Regions from separate parts of the Mus musculus genome. Here region 1 is linked to region 2. A link is a loop called in an ENCODE intact Hi-C map of the cell type or tissue named here. Cell type or tissue: gastrocnemius. All regions are shown on one strand.

Region 1 (2,500 bases), 940 kb after region 2:
CAGGGATGCTGATGGGAAAAGGCTGGGGTGCCACTCCCTGAATGACCTCCCTTCCCTGCTGGGCAGATAATGAGGAAACAGAAGGGAGTGATGTGCCTGCTGACTACCTGCTGGGTGACGTAGAAGGAGAGGACGATGAGCTGTACCCACTTGACACAGAACATGTGCACTGTGAGTAGGGGCTGGGTCAGCTATAGAGGGGTCCAACCCAGAACATGGCTCTGTGAGCAGGAGCTGAGTGGAGCGGGAAGCCTACACTCAGGTCCATCTTTCCTCACCCCTGCCTCCCAGCCGAGGAGCCTGAATATGTGCTGCCACAAGAGGCCTTCCCACTGCGCCATGAAATTGTAGACACACCATCTGGGCCCGAGCATCTGCAGGACAAGGCGGACTCTCCGCACGTGAGCGGCAATGAGGCAGACACAGCTTCATTAGCCCCGGTGGACTCCTCCTCCTCCCTCCTCTCCGTCTCACATGCACTCTATGACAGCCGCCTGCCACCTGACTTCTTCAGTGTATTGGTACGGGACATGTTGCGCTTCTACGCTGAGCAGGGCGACGTGCAGATGGCTGTGTCTGTTCTCATCGTGCTGGGTGAGAGAGTGCGAAAGGACATCGATGAGCAGACCCAGGTGTGTGATGGATCGGGGCGGGGCAGGGGAGGGTCTCCCCAGACTGGCTGCTGGTTCCCTCATCTGAGCCTGTTTCTTTTCCACTGTACCCCCCCCCCCCCCCACACACACACCCTAGTGTTCCTGGAAACACTAACCTGAGCCTGTCCCTCCCCACCAGGAGCACTGGTACACATCCTACATAGATCTGCTGCAGCGCTTCTGCCTCTGGAATGTGTCCAATGAGGTGGTGAAGCTGAGCACCAGCAGGGCAGTTAGCTGCCTCAACCAAGCCTCCACCACGCTGCATGTCAACTGTAGTCACTGCAAGCGGCCCATGAGCAGCCGCGGCTGGGTCTGTGACAGGTGCGATGGTGCAGTTGGGGAGGTTGGAAGGGAGGCAGCCCAGAGCTCCCCAGCTGAACAGCCCTCCCATTCCCAGGTGCCACCGCTGTGCCAGCATGTGTGCTGTCTGCCATCATGTGGTTAAAGGCCTGTTCGTGTGGTGTCAGGGTTGCAGTCATGGTGGCCATCTTCAGCACATCATGAAATGGCTGGAAGGCAGCTCCCACTGCCCTGCAGGCTGCGGCCACCTCTGTGAATACTCCTGACCTGGCCTTCCCTAAGGCTGATGCAGCGTCCTCAGCTCGATCCCGATGTCCACCGGACTAGGCTCACAGCCCCTTACCCATCCTGTGTACCAGGATGGAAGGTGGCTACAACTTTTTAACCCAATAAAAATCCAGAGCTGCTGTTTGGCCACTTGTCACTTTCATTGCGCCTTGGGTGGGAACTTTCTAGCACATGGGAACTTCCGGTAGGGGCGCTGTAGCCATGGTAACGCACAGTAGTCAATGGCTGCTCGATACAATTTTCCCTCCGCCTTGAGGAAATGATTAAATAGGGATGTTGTGTGGATGTGTGTGTGTGTGTGTGTGTGTGTGTACAATGCGCTTGTATGAAGAAGGAGGAGACTTCCAAGGCCGGCTGGCTACTGCTTGCAGGTAGCTACAGCAGTCCGGATGATAAGCCAATGGCTTGTGGTTACGCAAGTGTCGACAGAATTCCCAGCGTGCTGCGCGCCTGCACCCGTATGTTCATGGCGGCGGCTGGGCGGCGCGGTCTGCTTTTGCTCTTTGTACTATGGATGATGGTGACTGTGATTCTGCCTGCCTCTGGCGAAGGGGGATGGTGAGCCATAGGAAATGGGTGGCGGGAGGGAGCCTGAACTTAAAGCTTTGACTGGCCTGACCTGTTGTCCCTGCAGGAAACAGAATGGGCTGGGAATTGCAGCAGCAGTAATGGAGGAGGAGCGTTGCACAGTGGAGCGTCGGGCACACATCACGTACTCCGAATTCATGCAGCAGTATGTGTGCCTGCCCCAAGTCTCAGCATGATTCTAGGCATACTACCAATCATGGTCTTTGGCTGCGGAGGTCTCACTGCCTGGTGTGTAGGAGAGGCCCCTGCAGAGTTCAAACTCAGTGCAACATTCTCCTCTTTCCCCCCAGCTATGCCTTCCTCAAGCCCGTCATCTTGCAAGGACTCACGGACAACTCGGTGAGTATTCGTACCCTGTGGGCAACTGCTTCTGTTTGGCCAAGTGCTCAGTTACCTTATCCTTCATCCCCAGAAGTTCCGGGCCCTGTGTTCCCGGGAAAACCTGCTAGCCTCGTTCGGGGACAACATTGTTCGCTTGAGTACAGCCAACACCTACTCCTACCAGAAAGGTGAGCTACACACCCTGCAAGGTTTGCCTTCACATCTCAAAGGCAGAACTGACCAGTCCCGACTGGCTCCCCCTTCTTGTAGTGGACCTGCCCTTCCAGGAATATGTGGAACAGCTGCTGCAGCCCCAGGATCCTGCATCCCTAGGCAATGGTGAGCCA
Region 2 (2,500 bases):
CATTCCCCTAGGGCCACCTCCCATCTCATTGGAGTCTTAGCACTCAGGTTGATTATGTTGAGCACTGGAGAGCGCCAGGTGTCTGGCTGCTTCTCTGGTGGATTTGAGAAGGGATTTGTCATAAACAGAGTGACCTACCCCTTCCCTCCCTTCCAGCACAGCGACTCCGACTCTGACCCTGAGTACTCCTCCCTGCCACCATCCATCCCCAGTGCTGTGCCTGTGACAGGAGAGTCCTTCTGTGACTGCGAGGGCCAGAATGAGGCTACCTTCTGCAACAGTCTGCACACAGCACACCGTGGCAAGGACTGCCGGTGTGGTGAGGAGGATGAGGGTACGTGTCTTGCCGCTGGGACGTGTGGAGGGCTGGGCAGGTTCCCTGGGACCAGGCAGGCACCGTTTAGCTGTAGCCCTCCCTAGTTTAGGCCCTCTGTCTTACAGATTTTGATTGGGTCTGGGATGACCTGAACAAGTCCTCAGCCACCTTGCTGAGCTGTGATAATCGCAAGGTCAGCTTTCACATGGAGTATAGCTGTGGCACTGCAGCCATTCGGGGCACCAAGGAGCTAGGGGATGGCCAACACTTCTGGGAAATCAAGATGACCTCTCCAGTGTATGGCACAGACATGGTAAATGGCCAAGCAAGAGGGTAGATGCCATGGGCCCTGCCGCTAGGCATCTAACTGTCCAGGCCCACTATTTACAGATGGTGGGCATTGGGACGTCGGATGTAGACCTGGACAAGTACCACCACACGTTCTGCAGCCTGCTGGGCAGGGATGAGGACAGCTGGGGGCTCTCCTACACTGGTAGGTGTTGCCTGGGTCATGGGTGGGGCTGGCAGTACAGCAGACCTCCCAGGATCACCCCATTGCTCCTCGCAGGGCTCCTCCACCACAAAGGTGACAAGACGAGCTTCTCTTCACGCTTTGGCCAGGGCTCCATTATTGGTGTGCACTTGGACACCTGGCATGGGACACTGACATTCTTCAAGAACAGGAAGTGCATAGGTGAGGTACCTTTGTAGAGCCTTTAGGGGTGGGGCCAGGCAGTCTGACTTGAGGCTCCTGACAGATGAGGGAGGGTGGGCAGGCCTGAAGCAGATTGGGGTTACCAGGCCAGACCAGAGTATTTTCTGTGTTCAGACTATTTGAGCTGCTTACCGTGGTGCCTTGTAGGAGGAGCTTCCTGGCTCCCAACCCACATGGCACTCAGGCTAAGCCTTCCTCCCAGGAGTGGCTGCTACTCGGCTTCAAAACAGAAGGTTCTACCCGATGGTTTGCTCCACGGCTGCCAAGAGCAGCATGAAAGTCATCCGCTCCTGCGCCAGCTCCACATCCCTGCAGTACCTGTGCTGCTACCGCTTGCGCCAACTGCGGCCAAATTCAGGGGACACCCTCGAGGGCCTGCCCTTGCCACCTGGCCTCAAGCAAGTGCTGCATAACAAGCTGGGCTGGGTTCTGAGCATGAACTGCAACCACTGGAAATCCCCTGTGCCCCCTCCTGGCACAGCTACACCTGGTGCCGAGAGTCTGGAGACCAGGCCCTGTCAGAGGAAGCGCTGCCGAAGAAGCTGACTTCTCCCCTGGGAACGCAGATACCTTCCTCTTTCTCGCCCTTCCAGGGCAGCAGGAGAGGGAAGAACTGAGGTCCAGGCTTTTCCCTATCTCCCTGAGGCCAGGACAGTCTTCTCCGGTGACCATGGAGTGAAGGTCATTCTACTGCCTGTGCTGGTAGGGAAGCCGTACTCCTATTTGTCCTTTGAGTTGCCACGTGTCTTGGGAACTGCAGCTAGGCACCTGTGAACCTAGATTCCAAGCCCGGGAGGCTGGCCGACGAAGGGGAGTGCATTCATATCCCGGGGAGAAGATGGGCTGTCCCCACCCACGGGGCCGTGGGGCTTTCCTGACTTGCACTGCATGTTGTCAGCTCCTGCTGCAGAGATGGCAGTGGGTGCCCTGTGAAGGGGTTTTGTCTTGTCCCTCTATGTTATATCATTAAAAGAGCCTTCACAAATGCCCAAGCTGCCTGTGTCTATTGTTTATCTGTCTCTGTCCAGCGGCTTTGAGAGAGCTTGGCTTGGATCTCTGAGCACCTCTCTCTGAGGATGTAATAGTACAACTCAGCACTCAGGCCTACTACTAAGCCTCCTGCACCAAGTGGCCACTACCCTCCACTCTTCCATTCACCTCAGCTTCCCTTACCCTCTCACCCACCTCCCATGGTATTTCCATTTGACCATCAGGCAACAGAGTCTATCTACCACAGTCTGAAAAGGTATGGGCTGGACCCAAACCTCCTTGCCTGCCTCTCAGAATAATTAGATTCTTAGGCAGACTTGTCCTGTTGTACTGATGGGCAGGAGGTGACCCCAGGATGGCACAGGTCAAGAGCTCAGGTCCAGCAGGAGGTCAGGGTTGGTGGTTGTCAAGAAGATACAGATTCTGCGTGAGAGGTCAGGCCCCACTCTGCGAGGCTGCTTGCCTTTGTGGGCCTTCAC

What was found. Peaks named below come from ENCODE experiments on the same cell type or tissue, not always from the same donor. Only the 100,000 strongest peaks of a DNase experiment are listed, where the experiment ranks them.
Region 1: a loop joins it to region 2, with 2.8 times the contacts of the local background. A loop is called at or near these places in 1 of 42 quality-filtered maps.

Annotation. Positions count from the first base shown.
Region 1 is chr17:25,827,362-25,829,861 of GRCm38, forward strand. Wdr24 (WD repeat domain 24) reads left to right here. Exons shown (of 9, transcript NM_173741.3): 6 at 67-171; 7 at 292-632; 8 at 793-977; 9 at 1,054-1,369. The coding sequence ends at 1,222. Jmjd8 (jumonji domain containing 8) reads left to right here and starts at 1,682. Exons shown (of 9, transcript NM_028101.5): 1 at 1,682-1,802; 2 at 1,879-1,977; 3 at 2,123-2,171; 4 at 2,245-2,341; 5 at 2,424-2,492. The coding sequence starts at 1,711. In gastrocnemius, a CTCF peak has its summit at 1,423; DNase peaks (open chromatin) are centred at 1,040, 1,661 and 2,488; H3K4me3 peaks cover 1,605 bases; H3K27ac peaks cover 1,575 bases.
Region 2 is chr17:24,890,127-24,892,626 of GRCm38, forward strand. It overlaps Spsb3 (splA/ryanodine receptor domain and SOCS box containing 3), which reads left to right. Exons shown (of 7, transcript NM_001163751.1): 3 at 157-334; 4 at 442-629; 5 at 707-809; 6 at 885-1,010; 7 at 1,234-2,021. The coding sequence ends at 1,577. It overlaps Eme2 (essential meiotic structure-specific endonuclease subunit 2), which reads right to left. Exons shown (of 8, transcript NM_001163102.1): 8 at 2,026-2,500. The coding sequence ends at 2,387. Among named protein-coding and RNA genes, the nearest start is that of Eme2, 3.7 kb to the right of the region's middle. In gastrocnemius, no CTCF peak of the experiment used is centred here; a DNase peak (open chromatin) is centred at 1,364; H3K27ac peaks cover 305 bases.